2 separate regions of the Homo sapiens genome follow, and region 1 is linked to region 2. Evidence: chromatin loops called from intact Hi-C (ENCODE). Cell type or tissue: B cell. All regions are shown on one strand. Links, peaks and the distances in the headings refer to the core of each region. The heading gives the core; the rest is flanking DNA.

Region 1 (8,921 bases), core at 922-8,921, 120 kb after region 2:
GCTGGTTACTGGGAAGACTAAGGCATGATTAGAGGTTTGGACTCAGACCCACCCTCCAACCTCTGGGGAGGGAAGAGGGGCTGAAGGTTAATCATGCCCAGGTAATGAGTCTTCATAAAAACCCTGAAGGACAGAGTTTGGAAAGCTTCTGGATAGTTGAACACATGGAGGTTCCTGGAGGGCAGTTTGCTCTGGGAGGGCTTGGAAGCTCTATACCCCTTCTCCATACCTAACCCTGTGCATGTCTTCATCTGGATCTTTGTAATATCCTTTACCTAATTAATTTACTTATTTTTATTGAGATGGACTCTCGCTGTGTTGACCAGGCCGGTCTCGAACTGCTGGCCTCAAGCGATCCTCCCATCTTGGCCTTCCAAAGTGCTAGGATTACAGGCGTGTGCCACTGCACCCAGCCTGTAATATCCTTTATAATAAACTGGTAAACATAAGTAAGTTTTTCCCCAAGGACTGTGAGCTGGTCTAGCAAGTTAAATCCCAGGAGGGCGTTGTGGGAACCCCAGTTAACTGATTGGTCGGGAGCACGGGCAAAAAATAACCTGAGGTTTGCAATTGACACGGAAGGGTGGGGGAGGTCTTGAGGACTGGAGCCCTCAACCTGTGGGATCTGATGCTATCTCCAGGTAGATAATGTTGGAATTCAGTCATTAATAGAAGACACCCAGCTGGTGTCCGCTGCAGAATTGATGGCTTGCTTGTTGTTGGGGAGAAACCCCACACATTTGGTCACAGAAATTTTATGTGGTGTGTGAGAACAAAGGAAAAACAGTTTGTGTGTGTTTTTTCCCACTCAGATATTCAGGTAAATGTTACCACATTTTGTGCCTTAACGGGGGAGGTTTTTACTCATTAATTCATTCATTCTAGAGACAGGGTCTTACTCTGGAGTGCAGTGGTGTGATCATGGCTCACTGCAGCCCCCCAGGCTCAGGTGATTCTTCCGCCTCAGCCTCCTGAGGAGTTGGGACTACAGGCACATGCCACCACACCTGGCTAATTTTTATATTTTTAGTAGAGATGGGGTTTTGCCATGTTTCCCAGGTTGGTCTCAGAATTCCTGGGCTCACGTGATCTGCCCACCTTGGCCTCCCAAATTGCTGGGATTATGGGTGTGAACCACTGCACACGGCTGGGAGGATGTTTTCAATACCTAAAACAGAATTGTATGTCTCTAGCTTATCGTCACACAAATCATCCACAGTTTGAAAGTTTGTTTTCCAATTCCCAATTCTGTGTGTTCAAGTTGTAGGAAATTTAAAATGCTGAAAAGTTTAAAGGAAAAATACTCATCCAAGTAATTCATCATTAATTTTTGGGTAAACTAATTTTCTCTCACCTCCTTCCTCTCTTCCTTTTCCTTCTTATCCTTTCTCACTTCCTTTTCCTTCTTAGCCTTCCTCACTCCCTCCCTTTTTCCTTTCCTTTAGTTTTTAACTAAGACATAATTATAGTCTCACTGTAAATAAAAGTGTTCTACTTTTTCATTTAAAGCCATTTACACAGGATTTTTCTCAGTCACTTTACCAGCTGGGGACCTTTGGCTGGTGACCCCCGTGTCCGGGCCTTGCTTGGCTATGCTACCCTCCCACTTGGCCTGCCTGTGCCACACCTGGCTTGTGCTCTGGCTCAGCTAGTGGCTGGGCCAGTCATGCCCCAGCCTACCTGTGTTACGGCTCATACCCACGTTTGGCGGTTCCTGAGTTCTTGTTCTGCATCCAAGAAGAATGAGGATATGCTGACAACTGAAGGGTGAGGAAGGCAGACGTAAATTTTATTGAGCAATGAAACAGTTCTCAGCAGAAAGGGGATGCGGGGGTGGTTCCCCACCCGAAGTTGTGTGGTTTTTCCCCCAGTGTGGCTGGGTCCTGGGCTTTTACAGGCTCAGAATAGGGGAGTGTGTGCTGATTGGTTTGTGAGTATGCAAAAAAAAGTTAAAAGCACCACTCAAAGGTGGGCTTGACAGTGTAAGAAACCAATTAGGGAAGTGTAGGTATATGTAAGATAGGTGAAGGGTGAGGATCAATCAGAGGAAAGTGTGCCAAATGGCAAGACAGGTTCTCAATCCGGTCCCTGGATTTATCTGGGACTTGTAGTTCTCTTGAAAAACAAACAAAAAATACTGTGTATCTCGACCTTCAGGCTTTAAACTGTCTTTGATTTGAAGGTGGGGTTTCACTGGGGACCTACCCCTGTCTGCCTAGGCATTTGTCTGCCTGCTGCTGCTCTCAACATAAGCATTTTTGTTCATTATAAACTTACCATTTTAAATGGCTGAATTGAACTTCACCATGTAAAATGAACCAGGGTTTACCAAACCATTTCCTCAATCATTGTTAGACATGTAAATTGGTGGCGGGGAGTGTTTCTTTGCTCTTATAAATGGTAATGATGAAGGGAGCGTTTCTATATGAAGTTTTTTTTGTGTGTGTGGTAATGACTAGGTTAATGTGCAGCGAATTTTAATTAAGAATGACAGAAATGTAAAGTTCATACCCATAGTGTTAGGGTAAACTAAAAAAAAAACTTTTTAAAAAGACAAATGACAATTAAAAGTAAAAATATAAATAGTTCTTGTGTTTTGTATTTAAATATGCAAAGATACCAGTGTTTAAATTCTTGAAATTATTGTTTTTTTTTTCTCTTTAGTCTCTTAATCCTTGGTTTGACCTTAATCTTTTCATAGTCTATATTCACTAAATAATAGTTGATAAATCCTTGAAATACTTGTTTTATATACTGTGGATATGTTGGATATTTTCTTTTGATTTCTTTTTTATATTTTTGAAATATCCATGATTATTACTATTTCTTGTTTCTCTGTGAAACATTTTATTGCCTAAGAAACAGTTCAGTGAAATAATGTTTTCAGTGATGTCTGTCCAGCCAGTAAGTAGTACACAGTATTTTTTGTTTGTTTTTCAAGAGAACTAGTGAATACAAAACTGTTTAAATTTACTTTACGTTAGGTACCATATTTTGTGATTTAATTGCATTGATTTTCATCTTAATGTAAATGCATAATGGCTAGCTTGTTTGGAATGTAGGGGAGGAAAACTTTTCCTCCACCCACTTAGGCTCTATTGCTGGGATCTGTGAATTAAACTAACAAAAGACATTAACAGGGGAAGAGGTCTACAGCTTGTATTGATGTTAATATTTTTGCACGCACAGGGGCATCAAAGAAAAAGATGTAAAATCCCAAAGAAACACTTAGATTTAGAGGCTCATATACCATCTTAACAAAGAGTGATAAATTGTGGAAGGACAAAGGAGGGGATGTTTGGATTTCTAGGGTTGATAAACTGTGGGAAGGTGATTAGACGGTGTATGGAGGAAACCATTGGTAGAAAAGGTTTATTTATTAAGGTTTGTTTATGCAGATTCATCTTGGTGCCATCTCTCTGTGCTGTGATAAGGATTGTTCTTTTCTTCCTGGTGTAGAAGAAGGGGGAGTTTATGCCTTACTCTTAAGTAGAAAAAGGGAAGGCATAGAACTTTTCCTGAATCTGTTGATTCTTAATTGCTTTCAGCTCAAAATAATATACCAAAGTGGCATAGTTGGGGGTGGCATCTCCTGATCCCCATTCAGGAGTTTGTGGTTTTTCAGGTTAATCTGGCTATAAATTCTGTATAAAATCTTCTATGCATTATATGAGAATGCATTTTCTATGCCGAATCTTACGGTTAATGAAACATTTTAGGTTTTCTTTAAGGGTTTCATAAAATTTTAAGAGTTTAAGAATTATGCTAAAAAAAATGGTTCTAGGTAGAGATATTTTGTATGATATGGATTTTGTATGTTCCAAGCATTTTATTTTCTCTCTACTAAGTTTAAGATCTTGTGTAATCCTCGTAATAGTCAGGTGTTTCTGTTTTACAGGCAAGTAAACAATGTTAGCGAGGTAGTGGAGTCTGGATTTAAACCTTGGTATTCTGACACTGAACTGCTTGCTGGCATTAAGATAATTTTTAAAAGAAAGATAGGTACAAAGGAAAAAAAAAAGAGGCTGCTTCCTATATCCCCAGTTGCCTTACTCAGTGCCTCCTGCATAGGCGGGTATACATGAGAAGGGAGTGACAGTGTATAGATGTCACTGAAAACTCAGAATCAGTGTTTTGAGGCAAATACGTCCATTAAATACATGTTTATATGTATATATAAGTATATGTATAAATATAAATGTGTATATTAAGAGGCAAGAGCATCAATTTGCTTATTAAGTTAGCTAAAAACATCTGAGACTTTTTCTGCTCTACAACTTAGAAAAGGGAAGTAGGTAGGAGTTGTTTTCAAACAACTTGGATTCTATGTGTGGATTCATTTTCAGTGTGGCTGTTTGCCCACTTTCATTTTCATTTTTAAAAATTCCTCCATGTAGTTGGCCAGCATATTTTAGGGCTTCTCCAGTATTTAAGTTCTAAGAAATGGAATTTTATTATTTGGTATGAATACTGTTTGAGATTTGGGCTATATTTAAAAAATAAAAAAGCTAATGTTAGGGAAATACAATTAAAACCAAAATCTCCCAACCCAGAAAATTGCTCCACAAAGGTAGAAAAGAAAGAAAACAATGTTATTATTGAATGAACATTAAATCAGACTGCTGTGCCCATCACAGGCAGTCACTAAAGGGATGGCAAAGACAGAAAGAAATCTTACTGTTTTATGTAACTAAATGGTTACAATCCATTACATCCATATTTTCAAGATAAAATTGCTAATTTTTTTTCACATTTTTATGACTAGAGGTAGGTTTTACATTTTGGAGTCAGGTGACAGATTAGGCCCATCTCCTCCTAGGAAACCAGGCGATTGAGTGTTATTTCCCATTTCAGAGATGGCTTTCAGGTCCTTAGGAAACATAGCCAAGTTATAAGACTAGAGACTTAAATTTATATACATTGAAAGGGAGGGAGAAATAAAATCTGGAAAAGAAAAGGGGAAAGGGACCTCTTCCCTTTTATTTTCAGCAGGGAGAACTATGCCTCTTATTTTTAATTTGTATTTGTCCTTACGTCAACAGTCAGTATTTTGTATCTATACCATGGCTGTCCTAAGTGATGTAGGCGTGATTGCAGTTAAAATAATGCCTTGTATCTCACATAGCACTTTTGTTACTAGGAACTTAAAGTGCTTCATACATTTTTTTAGTTTTCTCTGTTAGCTTACCATGAGTATTGCTTATACTGTTTTAATGTCACTATATTGTGGTTTTTTTCCATTTGTTTATCCTGGAACTTTATAGAAGTCATGCATTTTGGGCTTTGTGAGAGTAGGAATGAAATCTGGATGGTAATATTTGCAAAGTTAATAATGTCAGAATCTGTGATGCATAATAACATGGATGAGTTGAAATTATTTTGTCACCAATTTTGAAAATTCACAGCAGAAAGTTCTAGGTGCCTTTAGGCTTCAGATCTGAATGGTTAGCTCTTTCTTGCTACTAGCCTGTGAAAGGATACAGCCTCGTTACTGCATTTAGTTGCTAATGTGGATTAAGTTTGCTAGTTTGTACTAAAACTTGACTGTCTGATATGTGGCGTGCCTGTTTCAGAGTTATCTTAAAGGGGCCTATGAAACAGGATTTTGCAGGTTTGTACTTTACTTCACAGTGATCAATTAAAATGAGAAAATGACCTATTAGCTTTGAATTACCAGTATAAAATAAGTTGCTATTATACTTGACATATTACCTTTCTAATGTATGTATGGAATTATCAATGGAAATAATGTGGATAACTTAGCAATAATTTTGTAATAGTTGGGTGACATTGAATTTTAAAGGATTATCAACTTAGTAATTTGATTATGGCATTTCTAGGAATGAGGTGAGTCTGAATTGGAAATCATCTCTAGAGGGTGACACAGCAGGACATGTTGGTGTGCGTGGTCTTTGCATCCTACTAGGTGGCGGTATAGAATGAAATTAAAAATTAAATGAAGTCTGAGGTAGCCTTAGAAAACACAAATTTGGCTGGTTGCAGTGGCTCACACCTGTAATCTGCAGTATTCAATACAGCATGTTACTGTACTGAGTACTGTAGGCAGTTGTAATGCAGTGGTATTTGGGTAATCTTTTGGGACTACAGCACTTTGGGAGGCCACGGTGGGAGGATCACTTGAGCCCAGGAGTTCGAGACCAGCCTGGGAAACATGGGGTGGCCCCAGCTCTACAAAATAGAAAAAAAAAATAAAAAACAAAAAGAAAAATGAAAACATAAGCACTGACATATTGGGAGATAGGAAGATATGCTCATATACAGCATGGTACTGATTTATCATAGTGTTTAAGTATTTTTAAAGCCAAGTTTTACTGAGGGAAAAGGTAATTTAATGCCAAGAGTTATCCCTTCTATCTAATTGGATTGTACTAACAAGTTGTTTTTCCTGGCTGTATTAGAACATAATATCCCAATTTTAAAGGGCAGTTCTTTTAGACATGCATTGTCTTGTTGCCCAACAGATAAAGAATTTTATGAGGGATCTTAAAAAGTAGAACATCTCTTAAAGTTCGTTTTAAAAAATGAGTTGTCTCTTCTAAAATTTCTCTCTGATTGCTTTTAGGTTACCTAGGGTATGAATTAATACAGACTTGGAAACTCTGAAAGAACTTAGAATCAGCATTTTGAGGTAAATATGTATATGCCAAAGTAGTGATAAGGTTGCCCCAGTCTGCTTTGTTGACTTCTTAGCAAAACAAATTTGTGTATGAAATGAGAACTTTAACCTCCATGAGAATGTCTTTTAAAGGACTGGAAGTAGTAAAAAGAGGCCACTGCCAATTTGTTTTTCCTGAGCTTATGGTAGTGGAGGCATTGCAGAAGGCTCAGACCTGAGCGCAAACCAAGTCTGATGTCAGATCTAACAAAATCAGTATTTGTTGATCAAATTAAACTTTTTATATCTACATTTTATGCTTTCTTAGTTTTTGATTTATAATCTCTTTTAGAGAGCCACCCCAAATTTAAATTTATGCCCGACATTAACATTAACAGTGTTCTTGAATTATTTTATTTATAAACTAATTCTATAAAAATGTATAGTGTAGATGTAACTGTCCTTTTGTGTTTTTAATTTCATTTTGGGAAATTGGAATTGCTGATGGATTTCATACCTGTGTTAAAGAGTTACTACTGGGTTATTTGGATTTCTCAGCCAAGTACGTCTTCTGGTGACCTTCTTTATTTCTTTCGTTTATGTGAATTTAGGAAATAATAGCTATTTTTTTCATTTTTCTATAAAATACCATCTTTAGACTTTATTTACTTTGATTTCCTTATATTAGCTTTGAAATCTTTTTTTGAACTTTGCTCTAGCTCTTTATTTCTCCCAGATCTCTGGGAATTAGGCATGCTATTGTAGCTTATTCTCTTGTTCTTTGTTTTAGGGTAAGCCTTGGTATCCTAAAATAATCTAAATGCCTTTTGTTTAAAATTTAATTCAAAATAATGGCCTTTTATTCAACTCTTCATATCAGTAGGGCTCTCTTGTAGATGTGTTTCTGTTCAGTTTACAGGAATCTTAAACTTGGCTATTTTTGCATTTATTTTTAGAGCAGAAGCTTGGGCATGCTGTGATTTTCCAATAAACTGCTATCACAATGTCAAAATGCAGTTCAGACAAGAGCAACACAGAGATCTCAAACATTAAAACGGTAAATCTGTGATTCATCATGTGGAAAGAGGAAGAGAGTTTATTCTTGTCTTTCTTGTCTTTTGCTAAATTACAGTCATGCATTGCTTAATGACTGGATATCTTCTGAGAAATGCATTGTTAGGCGATTTTGTCATTGTGTGAACATCATAGAGTGTACTTAATTAACATAAACCTACATGGTATAGCCTATTATACACCTAGGCTATATGGTATGACCTTTTGTTCCTAGGCTACTAACCTGTACACCATGTTACTATATTGAATACTGTAGGCCGTTGTGACACAGTGGTATTTGTATATCTAAATATACCTAAGCATAGAAAAGGTACAGTAAAAATACAGTATCATAATCTTACGAGACCATAGTCTTATACGGGGTCAGTCTCTAAAACATTGTTATTGGGTGCATGACTGTATTTCTAAGTGCATAATATGTGGAAACTATGAAACAACCTCACTAGTTTCATGAGGGTAAGTTGTTTGACCAGAAATTTAAAATCTATAGTTGAAAAACAGTCATGTGGAGTTATTTTGGCTCTGCAAAAGCAGTTAATGGTAGCCAGTTTATCTGTGAAACTAGAACCTTTACCTGCCAGCAGAGATTCAGATCTTTTCATTAAGGCCAAGTTTAAAAAATCTGTTTAAACATGCCAAGAAAGTAAAAATTGGCAAAATTATAGGTTTTCCTGTTTTTATATTACAGATTACCTGTTGGAATTTTAAGTCTTGGATTTGTTTTCCCTAAATAGAAAGTGCATTACTGGGGCCAGTTATTGTCCACTAAATGAATGAAAATTAATTTAAACATTGTAACCTTATGGAAAATATAATTGGAAGGGTTAAATTGTTGTTCTTTATGTCCTTGTACATCCTCTCTCCTGCACTCATCTCTCAGGGCTGGTAGGAGTGGGATAGATGTGTGTTTCCAAACCGAATAGAAATATATCTTGATCCATCCATGATTCTGTTCTGTATATTATTGTGTGGACATTCATGAGTCTCTAATTCAGTTTGTCAAATATTTACTTAAATGTATATACAGAACATTGTAGCAGGAAATTTAAGAGGTGCAAAGAATGAGACTCATGTCTTGTTCTTATGGAGCTGTGCTCCAGTAAAAGAATAACATGTATGTTGTGTATGTGTGTCTATGAATAGCTCTAAAAATCTGTGATAGAAATTATGAAAGGCAAATAGAAGCTGTTTGAGGTTTTAATGTCACTCAGGTGGACATTGTTTTCATTCT
Region 2 (10,502 bases), core at 27-8,026:
TAGTTTCTGCAGTGGTAACCTCTTTCATAGCTACAGTGCAGTATCACAGCCAGGAGGAAGAACTGGACACAATCCCTCCAGCTGGTTCAGATGTCACCAGCTGCTTATGGACTCATCTATGTGCTTGTGTGTTTAGTTCTAGGAAATCTTAGCACCTATGTAGATTTGTGTGACCACCATGGCAGTCAAGATGAAGAAAGTTCCATCAAAAGGATTAGTTGTGGTTCCCTTTTATAGTCATGCCCCCACCCTTCCTTCTCAGTCACTACCCCCAGCAACTTCAAATCCAGTTTCCAACTCTAGAATTCTGTCATTTCAAGAATGTTGTATCAGTAAGAATCATGGTGGTGTAATCATTTGAGATTGGCTTTTTTTTTTTTTTTTACATAGCATAATTCCCTTCAGATACATCCAAGGTATTGCACATACAGATAGTTCATTTATTATTTTTACAAAATTGTTACATAAACGATACACATATTTTCAGGGTATGTGCAATATTTTGATATATTCATATAATGTATAATGATCAAACCGGGGCAATTGGGGTATCCATCACCTCAAACATTTATCTTCTCTTTGTGCTTCAAATTTTTCTCTTCTAGCTATTTTGAAATATATAAGAGATTATTATCAACCATAGTCACTGTACTGAACTATTGAACACTAGGTCTTATTCCTTTTATCCAACGGAATTTTTATACCCATTAATCAACTTCTCTTCATCCCCTCTCCCCTCTCTCCTTCCTGGCCTCTGATAACCATAAATTCATTTTCTATTTTCATGAGATCCTTTCTTAGCTCCCACACATGAGTGAGAACATGTGATATTTGTCTTTTTATGCCTGGTTGTTTAACTTAACATAATGATCTCCAGTTTCATCCATATTGCTGCAACCGACAGGATTTCTTTTTTATGGCCGAATAATATTCCATTGTGTGTATATATAGCACATTTTCTTTATTCATTTATCTGTGGATGGGCACGTAGGTTGATTCCATATTTTGGCTATTGTGAATAGTGCTGAAATAAATATGAGAGTGTAGATATTTCTTTGATGTATTGACTTCCTTTGTTTTGGATATTTACCCAGTTGTGGGATTGCTGGATCATAAGGTACTTCTATTTTTAGTTTTTTGACGAATCTTCATAGTGGCTGTGTTAATTTACATTCTAGCAACAGTGTATGAGGGCTCCCCTTTCTCCACATTCTCACCAGCATCCGTTATTTCCTGTCTTTTGGTTAAGAGCCATTTTAACTGGGGTGAGATGATATCTCACTGTGGTTTCAATTTGCGTTTCCCTGATGATTAGTGATGTTGAGCACTTTATTCATATGCCTGTTGGCCGTTTGTATGTATTCTCTTAAGAAATGTCTACTTGTGTCCTTTGCCCATTTTATAATTGGATTACTTGGGGGTTTCTTTTTCTGTTGGGGTGTTTGAGTTCTTTGCATATTCTTGTTATTAATCCCTTATCAGATGGATGGTTTGCAAATATTTTCTCCCATTCTGTATGTTGTCTCTTCACTTTGTTGATTGTTTCCTTTGCTGTGAAGAAGCTTTTTAGCTTGATGTGATCCCAATTGTCTATTTTTTCTTTTGTTCCCTGTTCTTTTAAGGTCTTTTTCAAAAAATCTTTGCCCAAACCAATGTCCTGGAGCATTTCCTCAATGTTTTCTTTTAGTGGGTTCATAGTTTTAGGTCTTAAAGTCTTTAGTTCATTTTGATTTGATTTTTGTATGCTCAGAAATAGGAGTCTAGCTTTATTCTTTGGCATATGGTTATGCAATTTTCCCAGCACCACTTATTAAAGAGACTGCCCTTTCCCCATTTTGGCCCCTTTGTCAAAAATAAGTTGGCTGTAAATTCATGATTTATTTCTGGGTTCTCTATTCTGTTTCATTGGTCTTTGTGTCTTTTTTTATGCCAGTTACCATGCTGTTTTGGTTACTTGGCTTTGTACTGTATTTTGAAGTCAGATAGTGTGATGCCTCCAACTGTGTTCTTTTTGCTTAAGAGTGCGTTGGCTATTCAGGGTCTTTTGTGAATTTTTAGAAATTTTAGAATTTTTTTATATTTCCATGAAGAAAGTCATTGGTATTTTGATAGGGATTGCACTGAGTCTGTAAATCACTTTGGGTGATCTTGACATTTTAATATATTAATTCTTCCAATCCATGAACATGGAATATCTTTCCATTGTTTTGTCTTCTTCAGTTTCTTTCATCAGTGTTTTATAGTTTTCCTTGTAGCCATCTTTCACTTGGCAAAATCTATACCTAGGTATTTTATATTTTTATAGCTATTGTAAATGGGATTGCTTTCTTGATTTCTTTTTCAGATTGTTTGCTTTCGTCATATAAATGCTACTGATTTTTGTATGTTGGTTTTGTATTCTACAACTTTACTGAATTTATCAGTTCTAACATTTTTTGGTGGAGTCTTTAGGTTTTTCTAAATGCAAGATTATGTTGTTTTATATTTAAAGACAAGGATAACTTGACTTCGTTTTCCATTTGGATGCCCTTCGTTTCTTTCTTTTGCCTAATTGCTCTAGCTAGGACTTCCAGTACTATGCTGAATAAAAGTAATGACAGTGGACATCCTTGTCTCGTTCCAGATCTTAGAGGAAAGACTTTCAATTCAGGGGAAGCATACTTTTAGATACGCATTTGTAAATTCCCAAATCAAAGGACTGTGGCACTACCTGCTTACTCCCACTCAAATCTAAAGCTGATGACCAGGTGGGGTGGTCCCATCCTCTGGCATCTTGTGCCTCGACGGTGGCTTCTCCAGTGGCCCGTGTGTGAGATGTCTGGTTTCATCAGGAGATGGCTGGTTGTTGCAGCTGCCAAGAGGATTGTGTTGTGGAGCTGTTGCTATAGAGAAAATCTGATTACATTCAAACTCAAGCTCATTAAATCAGAATTTTCTTCTTCCTCAAGGCTGGAGAATGTCACTAGGAGGCCCTTCCTCTTTCTGCCTTCTTCAGGAAGGTAAACGTTCAACAGGGCTCTGTCTGAGCATGAAAAGAATGCCTTGTTTCTTCTGATCCTAGCCAGCTGCTCGGAATATGACTCACCAGGAAGTGAAAGTGAGAAATTGATATGGTTGGGCAATTGCAAATACTCACAGATGGTCTGATTCACAGGTAGTGCCTTCTCCTCTTTGTAGCACGCACTGTGCCAGGAGTCATACCTATGCATATTAGTCAGGGGTCTCCAGAGAAACAGCCAAGAGGATGAGTCTACATACAGAGAAAGACACTTATTTTAGGGAATTGGTTTATGCAATTGTGGAGTTTGGCGAGATCAAAGTCAGTAAGGTAGGTCAGCAGGCTGGAGACGCAAGGAAAAGTTGCAGTTTAAGTCTGAAGGCACCTGCTGGCAGAATTCCTTCTTGCTCAGAGGAGGTCACGCTTTGTGTTAAGGCTTTAACTGATTAGATGGAGCCCACCCACATTTGATGGAGGGCCGTCTGCTTTTCTCAAAGTCAGCTGGGGATTTTTTTTTTTTTGATTCAGAGTCTCACTCTTTCACCCAGGCTGCAGTGCTGTGGCACAGTCTCGGCTCACTGCAACCTCTGCCTCCCAGGCTGAGACCCTCTCAGCCTCACCCTCCCAGAGCAGCTGGGACTACAGGCATGCACCACCATGCCTGGCTAATTTTTGTATTTTTTTTGTAGAGACAGGGTTTTGGCATGTGGTGGTCTCAAACTCATGGGCTCAAACAGTCCTCCTGCCTTGGCCTCTCAAAGTGCTAGGATTATAGACATGAGCCACTGCAACCACACCTGGCTAATTTTTTTTTTTTTTTTTGGTAGAGATGGAGAGTTATCATGAGATCTGACGGTGTTTTGGTAGATCCATGTTGCCCAGGCTGGTCTCAAACTCCTGGATTCAAGTGATCCTCCTGCCTTGCCCTCCCAAAGAGCTGGGATTATAGGTGTGAGCCACTGCGCCCAGCCTTCAAAGTGTGATTTAGATGTTAATCTTACCTAAAAAACGACTTCACAGAAACATCTAGAATAATGTTTGACCACATCTCTGGGTGCCATTGCCTGGTCACGTTGACACATAAAAGTAACCATCACACTGTGTTTATTCTAAACATGCTCATAGAAGTGGGGGCTTTCCTGTGAAGGGCATGGACCCTGGGAGGCCTGGATGTGAGTCTTTCCTCCTTCATTTTCTAGTAGTGTAACCTTAGCTTCTGCGCGCCTCTGTGGTCTTGTAAACACACTAGCCATTTATTGAGCCCTCTGTACTGAGCATGGTGGATTTGTGATTCTCCCTGAGCTTAAAGACTGAATGTTTTACGGGACTAACCCAGGGTTGTACAGCTGCTAAGTGGGGCCTCGAATCCAGTTCTGGCACTCCGAGGTCACAAGGCTGGCTGAGGATTTATTAAAATAAGATGCAGGGGTCCGGCACAGTGGCTCATGCCTATAATCTCAGCACTTTGGGAGGCCAAGGCAGGCAGATTGCTTGAGCCCAGGAGTTCCAGCCTGGGCAACATAGTGAAATCCTAGCTGTACAAAAATTACAAAAATTAGCCAGGCATATTGATGCATGCCTGTAGTTCCAGCTACTCAGGAGGCTAAGGTGGGAGGATCGCTGGAACCCAGGAGGTCAGGGCTGCAGTGTGAGCTGAGATGGTGCCACTGCAGTCCAGCCTGGGTGACAGAGTGAGACCCTGTCTCAAATAAATAAATAAATAAATAAATAAATAAATAAATAAATAAATAAAGTAATAAGGTGCAAAGTAATAAGGTAGGTGTGTTGAATACCAAGTTGGGAATGGTGGTCATGAATCCGGACTCAGAGGGTCTGAGGTCATGATGATACTAGTGACAATGACCATAACCGACACTCACTGGGCATTTGCTGTGCCAGTCACTTGTGTGAGTTCTTCACAGGCACTAACTCATTTAATCCTCACAACAACCCCCCAAGGTGGGCACTGCCATTATCCCCATTTTCCAGAAAATTGAGGCACAACTTACAAAATGTATCCGAGGTTTCCTTTCTTCTCCCAGCCACCCCCACCTCATCTCTTTGGCTGCTCTAGGCTCTGCAAAGCCTGTCTCATGCCCTTCCAGCTGGAACATCCAGTTATGCTACCTGTGAATTCATATTCCAAGTAACGTTTAGGGCTCCATTGCCAAACTCCTGCATTGAGGTGAAGTGGGCAGATGCCTCCCGCTCCTTTTCCTGGGTCACACCGGAACCCTTTTGCTAGGTGGATGTGGCTACTTCATTCCCTCATCAGTGTCTGGATCTTTCAGGCTTGTAGGTGCCAGACCCCAGTGGGTAATAGGGTTTGGCTGTGTCCCCACCCAGATCTCATCTTGAATTGTAGTTCCCATAATCCCCACGTGCCATGGGACCAACCTGGCGGGAGGTAATTGAATCATGGGAGCAGTTACCCCCATGCTGTTCTCCTGATAGTGAGAGAGTTATCATGAGATCTGATGGTTTTATAAGGGGTCTTTTCCCCTTTGTTTGGCACTTCTCCTTGCTGCTGCCACGTGAAGAGGACGTATTTGCTTCTCCTTCACCTTCCACCATGATTGTAAGTTTCCTGAGGCCTCCTCCGCCATACTGAACTGTGAGTCAATTAAACTTATTTCCTTTATAAATTAGCCAGTCTCGGGTATGTCTTTATTAGCAGCATGAGAACAGACTAATACAGGGAGCCACATATGCGCTGGGCAGTTGGTTTGGGTGGCACAGGCTGAGCCTGGGAGCCACTGTCACTGCAGGGTGGTTAAGAGCTGTGCTCTGAGACCATGGCCTAGTTTTGCTCCTACCTCCCAGAAGAACAAGCTGCGTGGCCTTGGACACATGACTTGACTCTCTGAGGCCAACTTTCTCATCCAGAAAATGGGGAGGCTGGGCACAGTAGCTCATGCCTGAAACCCCAGTACTTTGGAGGTCAAGGCAGGAGGATTGCTTGAATCCAGGAGTTTGAGACCAGACTGGGCAACATAGGGAGACCCTGTTTCTAGAAAAAATACAAAAATTAGCCGGGCATGGTGGCACATACCTGTAGTCCCAGCTACTCGGAAGGCTGAGGTGGAAGGATCACTTGAGCCTGGAGAGGATGAGGCTGCAGTGAGCCATGATCACACCACTATACTCCAGCCTGGACAATAGAGTAAGATCCTGTCTCAAAAATAAATAAATAAATGAAATGGGAAAAAGAGTAGGCCCTACCTTGAACTTACCAAGATTGGATACGATACTGTCTCTAAAGCCCTAAGCACAGTGCCTGCCTGACACATAACAAGTGCTGCAGAAGTGGTAGCTATTTTTATTAGGCATTTCATAAATGTCACGTGGATATCTTTTGGTTGACTCTTTGCTTGTTCTAGATTATTTTTCAGGTCGCTGCTTGCTGAGTTGTCCTCTGGTCACTGGGAATGTATTTATTTTGTTGTTCTTCTGTTGAACAGAACAGCTGGCAGAGTGGTTTTCAGTAGCCAGGCCAAAAACTCAGTGAACCCCAGCGCAGGTACAGGGCTCTGAGAAAACATCAGCTCAGTGAGAGTCCCCTGGAGCCCAGCTCTGAGAATAGCTTTAATGCTTTTGAACAGGTGATGACATCGGGTTGCTGGCTGTCCAAACGATGTGGGGAGACACGTGGAGAGTTCAGATTGATTTGCCAGGATGTTTGGGAGCATTTGGGAATACAGGCGTGGACGCTGGCCCAGCCCCAGCGCCTGTCAGCCAGGCACAGCCAGGCCTTTGATGCGGGCCCTCCTGAGCCCAGAGCCAAGCTGCCGCTTGGAGGAAAAATTTCCAGGACAGGCATCTGGGGGACAAAGCTGCTCGCAGGTTGTCAGGACTCATTCCCTCTGAGTGAGGCTGATGGATACTCATAGAGGCCAGGGACGCAGAAGCCAGTGATGACTTCCAGGTTCTTGCTGCAGGGGGGCATGGGCTGTGGGGATCCCCATGTCATCTGGGGCATAACTGCCCAATGGGCAGATGAGAGGAGCGGGTGGACCTGTGGGCATCTTGGGAAGGCCAGGCTTGGAAGAGCCATCCTTCCCGACAGCAGTTGTGTGGTCTCCAGGTCGCAATGCAGAGGCACAGGTCCTCTAAAACTGGTGACTCTCACTGCTGAGAGTGACTGCTCATTCCATTCCATTCCCTGATAAGTGTATTTTCTCTGCAGGGAATATTGCAGCCTTTCTGCACTTCAGCACTATACCTGAGGGCCGTTTTAGATAGCAAGATGCCCAGGAGAAACTACAAAAATGCAAAAACCATGGCAGTAACATGACATTTGTAGCTACAAATCCATTTTAGAGAGTAGACCAGTTTACAAAGACAGAATCCGGGAATTCACCCACTCTCTGAAATGTATTTGTGTCTCCACAATCAGTGCTCGTCTTTCACGGAGGTGCGCAAAGCGGCATAAAGTCTGAGCAGCCAGACGCGCACGTTCCCAGCGGAGGTGAAACGAGGCAATGGGCCTCGGCCTTCTGCTTCAGCTCTCAAACTATAAATAAGTGTCCTTTCCACAGCTTACTTAGTGCCACTTTTTTTTTTTTTTTTGCATTTGTGTGCTTTCTCTCGGTGATCTTGCCGTTTAAAACAGCCCCCAGTCAGAGTCCGGAAGTGCAGAAAGGCTCTGACGTTCCTTGCGGAGAAAATACATGTGTTCAGTAAGCTTCGTTCAGGGATGAGTTACAGCGCTGTTGGCCATGAGTTCAGTGTTAGTGAGTCATCAATGCATATTCAATAAAGTCTCCTTAGACAGAAACACACATGAAACAAGAGTCAAGGGTATGTATTGGTTGGTTGGAAAAAATTTGTAACCAGAGGTTTGCAGGAACCTAATACTGTATTTCCACAAAAACAATGATTCAGTATTCACAAGTCAGGGTTGACCACAACTTCATAGAATATCATACTGTGAATGATGAGAATCAACTGTATTTCATTTGGACAATGGAGATAAACTGGGTTGTGTAGTCACTCAATACCTGAGTCAAAGACACTTCCACCAGGAAGCCTCCCATGGTCACACCAGCCTCCAAGGATCGTTTCCCACCCACACCAACTCACCCCACAATATGTATTGTGTTTACCATTGATTTCACATTTGACATGGACTGTAAGATATTAGTCACACTTCCCACAAGCCTTCTGTTATTGTGTGTCAAAATCACAAGCTCCCTGAAGACTAAGGATGTGTCTAAGATAACGTCTCCACTCATAGCAGGCAATATTGTAAGTGCTTGATTCTTTCAACAAACATTTTATTCAGTAATTTGTTTGTTGGATCCATTCTTTTTTTTTTTTTTAGACAGAGTCTGGCTCTGTTGCCCAGGCTGGAGTGCAGTGGCGCCATCTCGGCTCACTGAAAGCTCCGCTTTCTGGGTTCACACCATTCTCCTGCCTCAGCCTCCCGAGTAGCTGCGACTACAGGCGCCCGCCACCTCGCCCAGCTAATTTTTTTGTATTTTTAGTAGAGATGGGGTTTCACCGTGTTAGCCAGGATGGTCTCGATCTCCTGACCTCGTGATCTGCCTGCCTCGGCCTCCCAAAGTGCTGGGATTACAGGCGTGAGCCACTGCGCCTGGCTTTTTGATCCATTCTTCTAGTGAACCAATATGCAGGACAGAATGAATGAATGAATGATATGCTTACTGAACACCTGCCATGTGCCAGATGCCCACAGGAGGATGCAGAGTCGTGGGTGCTGCAATAGCAGGGAGTGGAAAGGAAGTGCCACCCCTATCTTAGGGAGGGCAGCCAGAGGAATTTGACGAGCAGGTGGAGAAGTGCAGGGAGAGAGTGCCAGACAGCAGGAACAGCGTGTGCAAAGGCCTGGAGCCCCAGGCAAGCAGGCATATTCAGGAGCCACCAAGCGCAAGGGAATAGCCGTCCAGGTGGGTGTGGGGAGAGGAAACGCAGGTGCAGCTGGCCATGCATTTTAATGCTGAAGAGTCCTGAGTGAAGAAGAACCTTTGAGGGGTTATGCATGCCATGGTTTTGAGTTTGCATGTCATTACTTTTGTGCTCAGTGAACTCAACAGCAGATGCCCATAGTTCAGAACAGGTATCTGCCCTGTGCTGGTCCCACCTGGGGGTGGGGGTGGGCCCTGTGCAAGTGATCTCCTCTCCTAGCCCCCAACCAGGCACAAAAACAGGATTCCCAAACAGATCAAGATCTCGTTTCCCTGGCCTGCTCCCAGCAGCTCTGTGGGAACTACAGCCTGTCTCGTTTCCTCCCAGATGTTTCTTGAAACTCCAGGAGGGGCCCAGGAAGAGGTGGGTGGGGGTTTCCTCCGTGTCCTCATAAAGTGCACATTCTGGTAACCCGGAGGTTTGTCCACGCACATTTCCTTCTCCGTTCTGGTGCCCAAGGTCAGGCCTGGTGAGTGGGGAGCCAGTGGACGGCCAGGGTCCAGCCTGCTGTCAGCTCTGTCGCATCTCCCAACCAAACATATGTGTTTACCCCTCCATTCCCACTGACATTGGGGAAGAGCAGTGGTTGTCTATACCTCTGACACTAGGAGGCCGGCCCACTGCTTTCCTAGCCCTGCTGGCCGGCACAGCTCTCCGCTCCAGCCTGCCATGCAGCACCAACTCCCTGAGTGCACACCCCACTTCACACACACAGATGCACATAGCACACCACAGCACACATAAACACACAACACATATCACACATACATACAAACACATTCTCCACACACCACACCACACAAACACACACAACACATATCACACATACATACAAACACACTCTCCACGCACACACACCACACACCATACACACAAACACATACTCCATTCACTCACAAACCACACATATACACATATCCTCCACATACACACACACCCTCCACACACACACCACAGATACATACACATACCACACACACACCACAGATACATACACATACCACACACAAACACACCTTCCACATACAACCACACCACACATACACACCCTCCACACACACACCACAGATACATACACATACCACACACACACCACAGATACATACACATACCACACACAAACACACCCTCCACACACAACCACACACCACACATATACACATATCTCCACATACACACACCCTCCACACACACACCACACACCACACATACACACCTTCCGCACATATACCACAGATACATACACACCACATACACATACCCTTCACACACAACCACACCACACATACAAACACATCCTCCGCACACATCACACACCACACATACACACCCTCAACACACACACCACAGATGCATATACCACACACAAACACACCCTCCACACACAACCACACCACACATACAAACACATCCTCTACACACACCACACAGATCACACACACACCACACATACACATATACACACCCCCACACAAACATACCATACACCACACACCACACATACACATACACACACCCCACACACACACATACACCACACACACACCACACACACGCCCCCACATGTCACAGATAC

The links. Hi-C counts contacts between places; a loop is a spot of excess contacts. Peaks named below come from ENCODE experiments on the same cell type or tissue, not always from the same donor. Only the 100,000 strongest peaks of a DNase experiment are listed, where the experiment ranks them.
Region 1: a loop joins it to region 2, with 4 times the contacts of the local background. A loop is called at or near these places in 8 of 110 quality-filtered maps.

Annotation. Positions count from the first base shown.
Region 1 is chr14:95,139,411-95,148,331 of GRCh38, reverse strand. The region is part of intron 1 of DICER1 (dicer 1, ribonuclease III); the gene reads left to right. Among named protein-coding and RNA genes, the nearest start is that of MIR3173, 5.9 kb to the right of the region's middle. In B cell, for the core only: no CTCF peak of the experiment used is centred there; DNase peaks (open chromatin) are centred at 4,301 and 7,695; H3K4me3 peaks cover 700 bases; H3K27ac peaks cover 7,348 bases.
Region 2 is chr14:95,258,258-95,268,759 of GRCh38, reverse strand. The region is part of intron 1 of CLMN (calmin); the gene reads left to right. Among named protein-coding and RNA genes, the nearest start is that of CLMN, 56 kb to the left of the region's middle. RefSeq lists enhancers at 2,814-2,863, 3,104-3,153, 2,384-3,583, 6,843-7,469, 8,671-9,341 and 2 more and a silencer at 3,304-3,363. In B cell, for the core only: no CTCF peak of the experiment used is centred there; a DNase peak (open chromatin) is centred at 3,079; H3K4me3 peaks cover 639 bases; H3K27ac peaks cover 1,099 bases.